3 separate regions of the Mus musculus genome follow, and regions 1 and 3 are each linked to region 2. Evidence: chromatin contacts called from ENCODE Hi-C data. All regions are on one chromosome and are shown on one strand. The core of a region is the stretch at or near the end of the contact, and the rest is flanking DNA. Distances in the headings are between cores, read along the strand shown. Region 1 holds the start of Dlx1 (distal-less homeobox 1). Region 2 holds the start of Sp9 (trans-acting transcription factor 9). Region 3 holds the start of Hoxd9 (homeobox D9).

Region 1 (4,657 bases), core at 1,063-3,562, 1.7 Mb after region 2:
AGCTCCAACCTAAATCTAGAGACAGACTGGCCCTCGTTCGAATGCCTAGGAACTGCCCAGGGTCTTAGAGAAGTGCAGGAAGAAAAAAGAAAAATCTCACTTTTTTTTTCCCCCTTCTTCTTAAGGATCTGGAACTTGGGAAGTGAAGGGCCAGAGGGAAGGATCTGCCTCTGCCACCTCGCAAGAAGAAGGAGGTGGGGGAAGCAGGCTTAGGCCCAGGACCTGAGTGATTAGTGGCACACTTTAAAGGCTAAGGAAGATTAAATCCCCCTTCTATTGTTCCAGTTGTTCAGGCACGTGTGACCTCAGAACCTCCAAACAAAACGTCTGGGGAAATCCTTCCAGTTCCCTGCCTGGTCAGAAGACCAGGTAGCCTGCAGGTCAGAGAGTAGGGTCCGAGCTAGGGCAAACAGTTTGAGGGAGGAAGAGGAGACGCTGAAAGTCAGAGGTGGATACACACACACACACACACACACACACACACACACGGGTTGGGGGGCGGACTGTGACACCTAGAACCAGAGGCCCAGCGAACAAAAAATGTGAAGCCTGGGGCTGGAGCCCAGCTCCCGAGGCTTGTTTGGCAGAGCGGCCAGGTACCTGCGTCTGTGTGAGTCCCAAGGAGGCCGCCAGCTCCGCCCTCTCAGGCAGAGCTAAGTACTGAGTTTGTTGGAACCTCCGGTTCAAAGCCTGCAACTGCAAACTGGAATAAATTGTCCTGGGTTTACGGATCTTTTTCCCTTTGCCGTTAAAGCGCACCTCGCCGCCTTCCACCACCGTACTCTTCTCGGAGTCCGCCCCTGGAGGGACAACAGAAGCAGAGACCCTTGTTAATGCTGCACTGCCTTTAGTGAGGAGGGACGAGAATGAATGTCTATGGATGGGTTGGCAGAAGTAGGGTCCGGAAAAGAACGTTCAAGAAACCCTGAAAGACTGCGAAGGTCCCTCAAGGTCCGAGCGCACGTCCCTGGCTGCTGCAGACAGAATTGGGTCGTTCCCAAGAGCGCAGCTATTGCCTTTGCAGAGAAAGTTTGCTATTTTTTGCAGGCGGTAGTTGAGGTTTAATTACCCTTAATTGCATACATTGTTTATAGCGCTACGCAATAAATAATTACCGAGACTAATACGTGCACATGTGGGTTTCTGTTTTCCAGCAGGGCATTGTGTGCTCGGCGCACCGAGCGGCCCAGAGGCCCAGCCAGTGCCAGGAGACGCGCTCGGATTTATCCTTTGCTGGACAGTTGTAAATTGAATTGACTTATAATTTTTTTCTTTTCAGTGACAAGGATCCACAGATTGATATCCGAAACCTCTACTACTTCCGCGCTTTCCCCACCCCCACCCACCTCTCTACCCCACACTCTCTTGTCTTTTCTCTTTCCCCCTCCCCTTCTCCCCCTCTCTCCTATTCTCCTTCCCTTCTCTCCTTGTCCCTGGCAAGCGCACGTACCTGGGTCCTCCAGGCGGCTCTGGGCGAGGCTGGCGCTGCCGGGGTAGGACTGCACGGAACTGATGTAGGGGCTGGACGCGTGGCTGCTGACCGAGTTGACGTAGGGGTAGCCCAGCGGTCGGGAGAAGGATGAGGCCGAACTGTAGGCACCGTCGGGCTGCGAATGGCCCGCCGAGTGTAAACAGTGCATGGAGTAGTGCCCGTGGGACATGGGAGAAGGAGACATTTGCTGGTTGGGCGGCCCAAACTCCATAAACACAGCCTTGCCCGACACGGGGCTGTTGAGACTTTCTGGCATGGTGGTCATGGTCATCTCTTCTCGCGGGGTCTGGGTGTGGGTCTTTCTCTCCTCTGCTTCCCTTTTGGGGGTCTCTATGTTTCTCAGGACAGGAAGGAACCCAATTTAAGCGGAACAGGGGTTTTCACTTTCCATTCATAAGAAAATGGAGTTTGTCTCTTTGAAAAGTCTAAGCATGATGCTGCCGAGCTCCCCAAACTCGGTTCAAAGCTTTGACTCAGCCAAGGTCATAAATATTCATGAGCTGGTGGAGCTGATTGGTCGGCTCTCTTGCATAATCACCGGGGATTGGTCCGAGAAGCTCGGGCTCGGCTGGACTAGAGCGGGCGACGCGGCCCGGCCTGGGGAGAATCCGGTCCACACGTCCCGGCCGGGGCTCCTCTGCAACAGAGCGCGCGGAGCGGGACGCACAATGGGCTGCGGCGTCCGCGCAGGAACCTCGAAGGCGCGCGACTCCAGCCTCCCGCCTCCCTCGCGCGCTTCCCGCCCCAGAAACCAACCAGCCGCGCCCTGCCGTCGCCCTCCCCCTTGCTGTCCCCACCCTTCGCCCGCCCCCAACGCCTGGGACCCCGGACCACTTCTTCTTGAGGTCACCTAGTCCGGTGCGGAGCGCCGCTCCAGAGTCCGGCCGCGGTCTCTGGATCGCGGAGTCGCGCACTGGGCGACAACCCAGGTAGCCTGCAGCCAGCGGTCCTTCTGAGCGTCTTGTGCCTAGCTCAGCGCGCTCCAGGCCGCGCCTCCCAGGTTGGGGTTCTCTCGGCCACATCCCGGGGATCTGGGTTTGGGGGCCCTCTGGCCCAACTCACTCACTCGGCCGCCGCCCCGCCGTTGCCACCGTTCCCAGGGGCTTGCTCGCATCTCTCCAGGCCCAGCTGGCCACTCCAGCTCGAGGCTGCACGGGTCTGATCAAAGCAGTGCGCGTGGAGAGCCAGGAACCCACGCTTCTCCACCCAGGAAAGGCGGCCGCACCGCCTCCCCCCTCCTTTCCCTCCCAACCTTCCTGCCTCCCCCTCCCCTCTCCACTCCCCCTGAGCCACGAGCCCCGGGCTCACTCGCCCCGAGGGCGCGGCTCAGCGTGGAGTCCTGAGGGCCCGCAGTCGCCTGGTGGCTGGTGCATCGAACTCCTGCCAGGTGGTCATTTTCCGACCTCCTGGGGTCTGGCCAGAGTACTTGGGGTTTGGGAGTCCTAGGGAGACACCGACACCCTCAGCAAATCCTGATCAGTGGTAGGCTTGAATATTTGTGTTTAGATATGCCCCTCTCTGTCGCCCGATCTCTTCCTCACCTCCAGTGGCCAAAGCTGGAGCCTCCGGGCCCGGGGGTGAGGTGGGGAAGCTGGTGAAGGAAAGAGCTGCCAAAGCGCGCTGTCTACCATCTGGGTGCAAGTGTTGAAAAGTGCACAAAAGATTCTCTCGCACTCCACCCCCCCACTACTACCACACACCACCTCGCGTGGCGCAAACTACGCTGGTTGCTAGGGACTGTTGGTTCCCAATCCCGCCAGCCCCACGATGAATCCCAAATTACTTTGTTAGGTAATTAGAAAGTGTTGATAATTATTTCTTTCATAATTTAGCGGTGTGACGGGGACCGGGGGAAATGATCTTGTGAAAGTTCACACGTGCACACGTATTAGTTACTGATTCATTTGATTAAATGGTAGTCTCAAGTGCTCAGATCCGCAGCTGAAGGCGCCCCATTAGCATAACACTGATGTTTAATTTTCATACGCATAATTAGCCATATATTTAACACTAATAGCAACATGCAGCCTTTCAGCGTTAAACAGCCCGGGGATTTGATCTGGCCTGAGCTGAACCTGCGCCGCGGCACCTTCCCCTATCTGGAGTGCACAGTGATCACAGGGAGACCTCTGTAATCAAGCACATTTTGGCAGAGGGAACACCAATAAAAATGAACATTCAAAACAAATTACATCGGTGATGTCGTTACAGATATGAGTACAGGGGATTCATTCTCATTCTCTCTCTCTCTCTCTCTCTCTCTCTCTCTCTCTCTCTCTCTCTCTCTCTCTCTCTCTCTCTCTCCTTCAGCAGCAGCTCCTGCCTAAAGATTTCCTCTTCTGATTAAAGGCATGAGGCTGTGCGCAGAAACATTTCATGCAGCATGTTGGTTGGAGCAAAAGAGAAAAACAAAAGAAAGAGGAAAAAAACAAAACAAAAAACAACAGTCCAAAATTCGTAAACCAATAAAGGGTTTGCCATCGCCTGAAAGGTTTTTTGTTTTGTTTTTGTTTTTTCCTTAATCGCCAAACCACAAGGTGAGGCTTTGTAACACCAACCAACTAAGAACTCCAACTCGCCTCGTCCTGGTCTTCCTGTCGTACTCGCGATTTTAATAGCTCCTTCTTAGTGCCTGTTTTGGGGTGTGGAGTGCCGTCCTGTGCGCCCAACGCAGCCGCTTGGATGCCATCTGAACCGAAGGTCTCTTCGCCTTGCGGGCCTTGCCCATGTAAGTGATCGCTGCGGTTGTGCGCCGGGGTTGGGATGGGGAAAACTGGACTGGTGTCTCTTGGAATTTAGTGCAAGGTATGGGGACGTCGGATGGCCGGATTGCCTAGGACCAGTTTATCCCAGAGACTGGTTGGGTTGGGGAACCAGAGAGCGACCATGGGTCTACTAGGTGCTCTGTCCTTCCACTTAGCAGAGCAGGAGGCCAGGCTGGCTACTGGGAACGGGTGGGCACGATAGGGTTTCAGAGTCTGGCCACATTTAGAACTGAGCTGTGTGTAGGTGAGGGAGCACACTTGAGAATTATTTCCTAACTCAAGGAAGCAAGTCTTGGGAGAAACTGAGCCGGGTCCCTGAAAGAGTGTACAGGCCTCAGCAAACTTCAGGAAGTGAGATCTTATCTCTACTTTGTGAGTCCCGGTGTGCAGTCCTCCAACT
Region 2 (4,691 bases), core at 265-2,764:
CGAGTTGGAGAAAAGGCCGCCATAGTCGCTGCTGAAGGCGGACGACGTGGGGGACGTGGAGGCCAGGCAGAAGGCGCTGTTGGCGGCTCCCGAGCCACCCGCCAGGCTGCCCGAGCCGCGGCCGCCCGTGGCCACAGCGAAGCCGGAGAGACTGGAGCCGAGGTTGCAGCTGGACGAGGAGCGCTTCCAGGGGTGGAAGCCGCCTTTGGCGAAGGCGCTGGACTCGGGCAGGGTCGTCAGGGGGCTCGTGTTGCCGATCTTGTTGCAGGTCGCCGCCAGCATGGCCAACGGGGTCGTTCCGAAGCGTGGCTCTTCCTAGAGTGGGTGGGGTGAAGGAGGGAGCGAGGAGGAGGAGGAGGAGGGCAGGGAGAAGTGGGGGAAGACACAAAGTGCACCGGTGAGCAGCCTCGTTCCCCCCGCGCAGATCCCGGAGGGCCCTGGCACCCCGGCTCGCGCCTCCTCCCCGCACGCTGGCGGGGGACGCGCCGCGCCCCGCGCAGGACAGAGGCGACCACGAGCGAGTAGGAAAGTTGTTCCTCAGTGAGACTATAGATCAGAAATGCCTCGGTTTTCGCCACTTCGTTCGCTGCCACCCTTGTCTAGAATCAGACTTGGGTTGACGCCATAAGCCCGCTCATCTCCCAGAAGCTCCCAAGTCGCCCTTCCGGGTGTAGCACGAAGGTAAACACACACAAGAAATAACGGGTGAGGGCGGGGGGTGGTGGCCAAAACAGCCACCCAGTGCTGGAAGAAACTCTTAGAACATTCCTCGAATGAGTGGCTACGACTTGGCTATTTTCTTTTATAGTTCAGAAACGTAGTTTTGATATTTACACAACGCACACGATTACAAAAAGAATCCAAGTATAAGCGGCTTTCAAAGTCAAGGGCAAACTGGGGAGCCACGCTAATGTAAGTGTTTATTAATGTAACTTCGTGGCCTGCAAAACAAGACTTTCCAGAAAACACTGTAATGTAATGCAACAACCCCCAAACCAAGTGGCGGGGGGTGGGGTTGGGAGTGGGGGAGTGATGTTAAAATCAAGAAGGGAAGAAAAGAAACATTCGGCTTTGCCTCAAAAACCAGTTAAAAGGGAACTTGCTTAAGACATTCTTTTCTTGCAAAGGCAAAAGGTCCCAGGTTCCAATAACTTGAAAAGATCGGTTCCAGAAATGTAGAAAATGCTAAAAGGAAACCAGAGCTGTGGTATAGCAACAGTTTCTTGAGAGATTCTGGCCCAGAGAAGCCATAAGAAAACAAAACAAAAACAAAAAACCACCACCAACAACACAAAAACAAAACAAACAAAAATGAGCAAAGCCTTTGCAGCGAGTCTTTTTCACTTACCCCAAGTATAGACGTGGCCATAGCAGGTTTTGGGCTGCGCGGCGAGGCCCGGAGCGGTGTTAAGCCTGGCGGCTGCTGGGAATCACGATTCAGGTCCCGCGCGGCTCCCGCGTCCCGCGCTCGCGCCGAGCGGACTCTGGGCTCCCGCCGGCAAAACTCAGCCTAAGTGCGAGGAGCACCCGCTTTGAAGTGCCGCTGGCTGCGCCTCTCGCCCAATGAGGGCGCAGGCAGAGCAGACGGGAGCTGCCCCGCAGCCAATCAGACGCTCCGAGGGGCCCGAGCCCGGGCTCCTGGCGCGTGCCAGTCAAGTCTGCGGGCGTGGGTGGGAGGGGGGCGGGCTAGGGACAGAAGAAATTACAGTGCAATTAAAAATTTACACACACTCACGTACCAAGCCAGGTTTAAGTACTGTTGAGACCAAGCCGCAGGCCCCCACCACTCCCACCACCCTGGCCACCTTGCTACGTAGGGCTGACAGTCTTCACTCTCCACTTGTGGGAAAGAAGCAGGAGAGGGACACCCCGGCCTAGGGCACAAGCAGAAATGGTCTGCGTTCACTTTGTGTGTACACGTTGTTGCTGCGAAGAACTTGAACTTGTAGCCATCACTCTTGCGATGGATTTATCCTTGTCGTGGTCGTTTTCCCAGATTCCTGCTCCCACCGTACTCTTTTTATACTCAGAGTCCTATTGAGCAGAGGGCGCAAAGGACAGCTGGGCCTCTCCAGGCAGGTCTACACCCACAGACTTGTTAGGAGAGCCCAGAGCCTGCTGCATCCCGCCATTTCCCTCCAGCGGTCTAAGTGACTTCCTAATTGTCGCTCTGGCCTCTGACCCAGGGGGTAATACAAGTGCCTATCACACCAGAAGCTCCTGGTGGTAATTGAGGGCACCCTTTGTATGGCTTCGCCAGCGCCTAGATACCAGGTTAACCCAGTTGTCAAATATGACTAAACAGTGGGACGTGCTGATTATCTGCCAGGTTTTTCTGGGGGCTGGCGTGGGGGTGGGAAGCATCAGCCCATACAACACTCTGCACGAAGCCGCTTATTTTCACATTGTAACAACTTTGGAAACGGAGACCGGCGCGAGCGGCGTCCGCCCCCCCACCGCCACCCCCGCCGAAGCTGCAGCTTGCACCGCTGTTTGTTTAACCCGGTGGAGATTTGCATGTCGGATTTCAGGTTGAAGTCGAGTTTTAGGGGATGTTTATAGAGTCATTTTTCTTGCTTCAGATTCAAACTATCTCCACTGCAGACTGCTAGGGCCTAGAAACTCCGTCTTCAGGGCCAAGGGACTCCAAAGGAAGGCTCATCTTCATCAGGCACCCTGCTGACACAGCCTTTGGAGGACCTCTCCGGAGCCTTCACCGAGAGAGTCTGCGAAAGCCAGGCCACACGTGGGCGCCTCCGCCTTCTGCAAGCTGGAAGCATCTTCAAAGCCTCTCTGGACCTTGGTGTAAAAAGAGGTGTCCTCACGCATCGCAAGGCGCCGCCGCTGGAGGGTTTCCTGTTTCTGGGCATTACTTTTGTCTTTTCCAGGGTAGCCAGAGGCAGCTTTTGAACTAGAAATACCAGCGCCCTCAGGCAGGTCTGGATACTTAAACGTGTAAGCACGTCCCCCCTCCAAACCACATCCTGCTTTTTAAAATAATAACTCCCAACCCTAAATGATCGGGTGCAAAAGACAATTTGTCGGGGGAACGACAAGTCAGGAGGATGTGAAGTTGTTTTTCCAGGTTGAGTTCATTTGCAAGATCTCTAGGCCCAAAAGTAAGTCCACCGCAAGACTTCTCTCTCACCTTAAGGTGGAAGACCAGGCCTGCACGCACCGGCTCTTCGTGAATGGGGAGAGCTTATGTGGACGTCGCCTTTCCCTAGACTATTTTTGCTCAGAATGCCTTTAAAAGAAAACTTTAAGGTGACAAAAGAAAAGGAGGAAAATGATGGCGGAAAAGGAGAAAAGAGAGGGATGAGCTGATCAGCTAGGAAGGAAGCTCTGCGTCCTAGGTGACTGAGATAAAAATCTAAGGGGGGGGGGGGCGTAAAGAAAGACAACGCGGTGGAAGGGGGCGGGTTACCAGGCTGCAGGACCAAGCCAGAAAGCCCAGCAGGGGGGACCCAGGAGCTGTTCCCAACAGGTGATTTCTGCCCTGGAAGGGGAGGCTGGCCCTCGGCTTCCCGTAGGGTCCTCGCGTCGATTTACTAATAGAGGGATTGTTAAGTGGCAGCGAGGCGTTTCCGATTCACCCTGGGCAGCCCGGGGAGGAGAAGTGCAGAGGGGTTCCCCACGACTTCTCCTCCCCAACCCACCCTCTTCTTAAGGAAACCTGACCAAGTCATAAATAAGACAACCCGAAAAGCCACTTGGCACTGGTAACATTTTTAAGCCCACCATTTAAACAGTTCTCACAGGCGTCTCGGGCTCGAGGCACCCGGATTCCTCCTCCTCCTCCTCCTCCTCCTCCTCCTCCTCCTCCTCCTCCTCCTCCTCCTCCTCCTCCTCCTCCTCCTCCTGCAGCAGTCCCCTCCCCCTCCCGCTGTTTTCCACGCAGTTCCAGCTGTCAGACTCTGGACGTGGGCTTTCGCATATTCCTAGACACACGCGTCCTCATCACAATAAAAGTTAGGGAAGTCTTCCAAAGGAATACAGACAATTCAACAATCCTGCCCGTTTCAACTCTAAGGTGGGGCTCAAAGAAAATCTTGGGGGGGGGGTTCCAGTTTTTTTCCCCTTCCGTCTGACAGATTTTTTTCATCTTCTAAAAAATCTAGTTTTTAAACAAAGATCAATGTGTTATGCTAAAGTGTTGAGCTGACTGTTAAAACATTTGGGGAAATAATGACAATGTAACAAAGGCCTGGTTTGGAGTGAATCATCACCCTTTTAAAAGTTAAAGCAATTTTCAGGAGAATAGCTTTCAGCAAACGCTTTACATTATTCAAAACGGCCAAATAATGCTCTATTATAGCGCCTGAATGGTGCCAGTCAGCCCCTAAGTGCAATTTGTGCAAAGGCCCCGGTGCCTTATCTCCACTTCTTTATAAAGAGGTGAATATAAAACAATTTCTTCCAAACCCAGACAGAGAGCACGAAAATTGCTTCCCTTTCTGCAATCAGGGCAATTTAACTGGAGTGCAATTAGCACTATTAAATGTCGATTCTGCATAAACAAATCTGACTGAGCAGAGAAAGTGGGGTGAGAACCTCATATACACTGAAACTGATTTTTTAAAATTATGTATCCGGGTCCTTTACAATTGATCCGTGACGTTTTCATCTTGGCATATATTTACATCGTAAATACACTATGGTTAAATCAACATGATGTTTTGCAAAAAAAA
Region 3 (4,795 bases), core at 665-3,164, 1.4 Mb before region 2:
GACAAGACTCCAAAGCCACTTGGTTTCTCCAATACATATGCGAGCAAATACAGTGTCCCCCAGATAACTCACAGAGACCAACCACACAGTCACTTCTACCTAAAAAAAGAAGAAAGTCCGAGTCGCTGCAGAGTTTCTGAATCAAGCACCCACAAAGAAAACAAACAACAACAAAAAACAAAAAACAAAACAAACAAACAAACAAACAAAAAAACCCGCTGCCTTTTGAGTGCTGCAGGCCAGACCCGCACTGGGTCAGTCTCCTTTAGGGCACTTCTCCTTGCTCATCTTTTTCATTTTCATCCTACGGTTCTGGAACCAGATTTTGACTTGTCTCTCTGTAAGGTTCAGAATCCTGGCCACCTCGTAGCGCCGGTCCCGGGTGAGGTACATGTTGAAGAGGAATTCCTTCTCCAGCTCTAGCGTCTGGTATTTGGTGTAGGGACAGCGCTTTTTCCGGGTGGAGCGAGCGTGGATCCAGTTCGCTGCAGGGTTGTCTAGGAAGAGGGGGGTTTGCAGACAAGGGAGCGAGGGGCGGAGGGGAGGCAGGGAGAGACGACAGGGTGGGGAAGAGAGGTCGTTAAATTAATTTCACCAAGGATGGACGCTTTTCACAACTTGGGGGAATTATCATAAAAAGCCTTAATGCCCGCGCTCTGTTTACCGTACAAACCGCGCGCCCAAGGTAGGTGGTTATGGGAAGCTTTTTATGGATACGTGTTGCTCGCCTAGGCTTGGGTAGGCGTCTAGACGTTTTTATAGGTTAGTAAAACTATCAGTTTTGCACATTCGAGCCTTACAGGTTTCAGCAATAAATCAGGGGGCAATTTCTTTTGCACTTACTTGGGTCAAGTTGCTGCTGCGGCGGCTGCGGCGGCTGCTTCTCCTCCTCCTTCAGCGAGCAGCCCGGGCTCGGGTGATCGCTGCAAGCTGAGGGCTCGGACGAGCCTACCGCCCCTGGCCCGGTCCCGATTCCCACCCCGGGCCCGTTCCCTGTCGCCGCCGCTGCCTTGTCCCGCAGGAACGAGTTGCACGGGAATTCTGGGCCGCCGCTCCCCTGGGACTCGCGGGCCGCGGAGCACTCAGTCCTTTTGGAGGAGGAGGACGAGGAGGTGGAGGAGGAGGAGGAGGTGGAGGCTGCAGCGGGGGCCGGGGCCGCTCCGGTTTCAGGCTTAATCCCGTAGTGGCGCCCGTTGGCTGGGCCACCGGGGCTGGGAACGGGACCCGGGCCTCCGCCACCGCCGCCACCACTGCCACCGCCACCGCCTGCGCCGCCGGGGAAGCCGGGCAGCGGCTCCATCCAGGAGCGTACGTAGCGTCCCGGCTCGGCGGCAGCCAGGGGCGGCGGGGACACGTACGGGTGGTACAGGCCGCTCATCGTCGCCGCCGCCGGGGGCTGGGCGGCCACCGCGGACCACGAGGCGGAGAACACGGACGATTTGGGGGCAAAACTACACGAGGCGAACTCGGCGGTGGCGGCGGCTGGGCCATCGGCCACACCTGCGGGCCGGCCCTGTGTCCCCGGCCCCGGTGGCCCAAAGCGCGCGGCGAACACCTCGTCGCCCTCATGGCCTATGAGCGAGTCCACGTAGTAGTTGCTGAGGGTGCCACTGGACGACATGGTGAGGCGCCGCTCGCTCCCACCCAAGGTTCCACTGCCCACCGCCGAGCGGCTCCTCGCCGGCGCCCGAGCCGCCGACTAGTTCGCAGGCTGCAGCCACCACCATTGGTCGCGCGGCCCACGTGATCATATTTACCAATACCCGGAGTAAATCAGTCCGCTAAACTGGGGGCTGCTGTGATTTAAAAAAAAAAAAATCATCATCAACAGGAGCGTTGCAATTAGAGCTGCCGGGCCCAGGTCCACGCACCAGCCCGGCCTGGCCCGGCTCAGCCCGCCCTGGTGGCGGCGGCGGCCACAGGCCTAACTGCGGCCGCAGGAGGCGCTGGGGACTATTTGTTCATCTCTTCTTGCCTCTCTGGGTCCTGCGATCTCCACCCGGACTCTGGCTCTCCGACTCCTGGGCTCTGAGCCCTGGGCCGGGCTTCTAAGTCACACCTAGGCGATTATCCAAAGCCCCGGAGCAGTTGGAGGCTCCTGGGCCCGGGCTGCCCCAGGCAGGCTGGCCTTTAAGGGCGGACCCCTGTCGCCCAAAGGGAGTCGTTCTCCCCTCGCCTCTTTTCTTACCTAAACCCATCCCTACACACACACACACACACACACACACACACACACACACACACACTCACACAGCTTGGCGTGTTGTTTAAAACAGGTGGAAGACCTCTGTAATGATATTATGCCTTTCAATAAAAATTTTATGAGGTGTATTTGATTATAGATTAATGTGTCCCTAATAAAACGGACGGATGGAGCAGCTCGGAGTGCCCCTCCCTCTACCGCGCTCACACTCCCGGGGCAGCCACATGTAAACCCTCGACAAAAAGCTAGGCACACGCCCCGAGGCCCAGGGGGTGAGCTGGGTCAACTGGACTCTCGGGCCTGGTCCAGCTCAGCATGGCTTCCAAGGGGCGGCCTCCAAGGGCTGTCTCTCTGCCCTCGCATGGGTGGTGAGCACTGGAGTCCCAAGGAGCCGACAGTGATGGCCATGGTGCCTCATCTTTCCCCAGCCTTCTGGAATGGCCCTGCAAGAAAACATGCCACAGAGGGGAAAACCTAAAGGCCAGTGAGACCGGTTCTCACTAGCCGGAATTAGCCCAGCCTCAGAGAGGCCTGCAGGAACCGCATCTCCGAGGGTAGGTTCGCTGCGTGCCTTTCACACGTGCCTGCAAACGGATTCTGAAGATGTCTTCAAAATCCAGACGAAAGAACAGGTCCTTGATCCACCCCCTTTCCAGTTTTCCCCTTGAGAGGTAAGGCCGGGCAGCCTTGAATCTGAGAGAAATGCCCATTGTCACTCCCAAATCCATGGTACAAAGCCTGCCTGGGAGCCGAGACAAAAGCCGCACGCCAGCGGCGGCTGAGAGGACATATTCCTCGCTCTACAAGTTGCCCAGAGCACCCTTGGAGGGCTCCCAACCCACCTCTAGCCCCGCCAAGAAAGGGGGTAAATGGCTACTTAGGACCTGATTGATTGCCTTGGCGAATGGCTTTCTGATTTTGTTTCAGGGGGCCTGCCCTTTCCTGTAGCACAGGTTTCCCCCCATCAGCAACTAATGGCGCTCCCCACATCGCTGGGAGAAACGCAGAGGTTAAAATCACTCTACTTCTTTTGCCCATCCAAGGTAAGTCAGGGGCAAATTTATTCCAGTCCTCTCAAGCTAGAATGGAATCAGACACTTCTCTCTCTCTCTCTCTCTCTCTCTCTCTCTCTCTCTCTCTCTCTGCTAGCCTCAGAAAAATACGTCCCTAAAGGGATCTGTCTTGGAATTTGAGAGGATTTGGGGTCTGGGAGAGGAGGTTTAAAAAAATCAGTACCGAGCATCCCAAAGACTGTCTGGATGGGGCGAGGCAGCTCAGAGACGCTGAATGCACCGTTCTTTGGGAGGAAAAGGGCCTGTGTTGGGGGGGGGGGGATCCTGTTTTGTGAAATTCTTTGAAGATGGGTTAAAAACCACAGGCCAGACTTGGGGCAACGAGTTCAGTCACCTCTTCCCTTTTTCCTGGTAGCACAAGATGAATGTGGGCTCAATGACAGGGATTCTACAGACGTTGGTTTGAATTTTCCAACCCATGTATGTAAAAGGCCCATTGGACAGACTTGTTGAGCAGTCATGGTCACTTGCAACTGCTTTCAGTCACCTGACAGCTCAGACACAGTGGCTGCAAATGAACATTTTGTAATTAAATAGTGAGAGATTTGACTGGGGGAATAGTTTCATTTTTTTCCTTTAAATAGTTACTGTGGGCCACTCAAAGGCAATGGCAGAATATTAATCCTTTTCAGAAAGGAACCAAGGTAGAATAAAATGAGAAAACTCACCCAACCTTGGCTTCACTGGGTCTGGTTGTCTTGAGCTTGGGGCGGGTGGGAAAGAGAAAGGGACTTGGGGGGGCACAATTGGATCCAGTGCCCTGCTAAGCTGTTGCTTGTTCCTGCAATGGAGGCCAGCCAGGTTCCAGGTGGGCATTACTAGTTTCAACCTAGCCCCTGAAGATGGCTTCCCCAGCCAGAAGTCACCAAGAGCTCACTGAAAGCATTAAAAATAACATAACCAAAACCAAAGAGAAGAAAACACACAAATGGGGGACTGGAGGCAAAAGCCTGCAGTGGGTTCTTACTTACCAGGCTCAGGGGTAGAGGGAAGCTCATCCCATTGAGAATACAATTATATTAATAAGATTAGGGGGTGGGAGAGGCGAGAACGGTCTTCCCAGTTATGAAGACTGAGCTCTCAGGCTGAATCACGAACCCTTCTCAAACCCATCATTGCCATATTCTAACAGCCTAGGTCTTCTCCAGTTTTTCTCCTCCCATCTCCTTTCTCCTGCCCCTCCCAGTCCCCTAGTCCACTGCCCCCTGAAGAGCAGTTTGGTCAGAAGAAACCCTCCCCAAAGGCTTTCCTCTCCACCAAAACGTATATTTCCATTTCAGAAAGCAGAAGGAACAAACCCATTTCCAGAGTTTATTGCATTACACATGCGACCAGAACATGCACAGAAAAGCACAGGTTGCGCTTGTACTTCTACCAAACCACAGATGCACCACAAGGAAAGGCTACAAGGCATAAGTCATCAATATTCCATTTCACCAAGGACAATTGCTAAGTTCATTTGTGAAAAGATACATTGTAATGTGCTTTTTAAAGTCCCCCTCCCCCCAAAGCTTGTGGG

The links. Hi-C counts contacts between places; a loop is a spot of excess contacts on that map.
Region 1: a loop to region 2 is called in a map of left cerebral cortex, with 12 times the contacts of the local background. The contact joins the promoter of Dlx1 here to the promoter of Sp9 in region 2. A Hi-C loop is called at or near these places in 17 of 37 maps with a recorded cell type or tissue (ES-E14, T-helper 2 cell, adrenal gland and 3 more).
Region 3: a map of heart shows a loop between it and region 2 (8-fold over the local background). The contact joins the promoter of Hoxd9 here to the promoter of Sp9 in region 2. A Hi-C loop is called at or near these places in 5 of 37 maps with a recorded cell type or tissue (heart and left cerebral cortex).

The regions. Positions count from the first base shown.
Region 1 is chr2:71,527,100-71,531,756 of GRCm38, reverse strand. Dlx1 (distal-less homeobox 1) reads right to left here and starts at 2,312. Exons shown (of 3, transcript NM_010053.2): 1 at 1,451-2,312; 2 at 601-800. The coding sequence starts at 1,763. It also overlaps Dlx1as.
Region 2 is chr2:73,268,749-73,273,439 of GRCm38, reverse strand. Sp9 (trans-acting transcription factor 9) reads right to left here and starts at 1,514. Exons shown (of 2, transcript NM_001005343.2): 1 at 1,349-1,514; 2 at 1-315. The coding sequence starts at 1,369.
Region 3 is chr2:74,694,882-74,699,676 of GRCm38, reverse strand. Hoxd9 (homeobox D9) reads right to left here and starts at 1,914. Exons shown (of 2, transcript NM_013555.4): 1 at 844-1,914; 2 at 1-497. The coding sequence starts at 1,621. The coding sequence ends at 256. It overlaps Hoxd10 (homeobox D10), which reads right to left. Exons shown (of 2, transcript NM_013554.5): 2 at 4,571-4,795.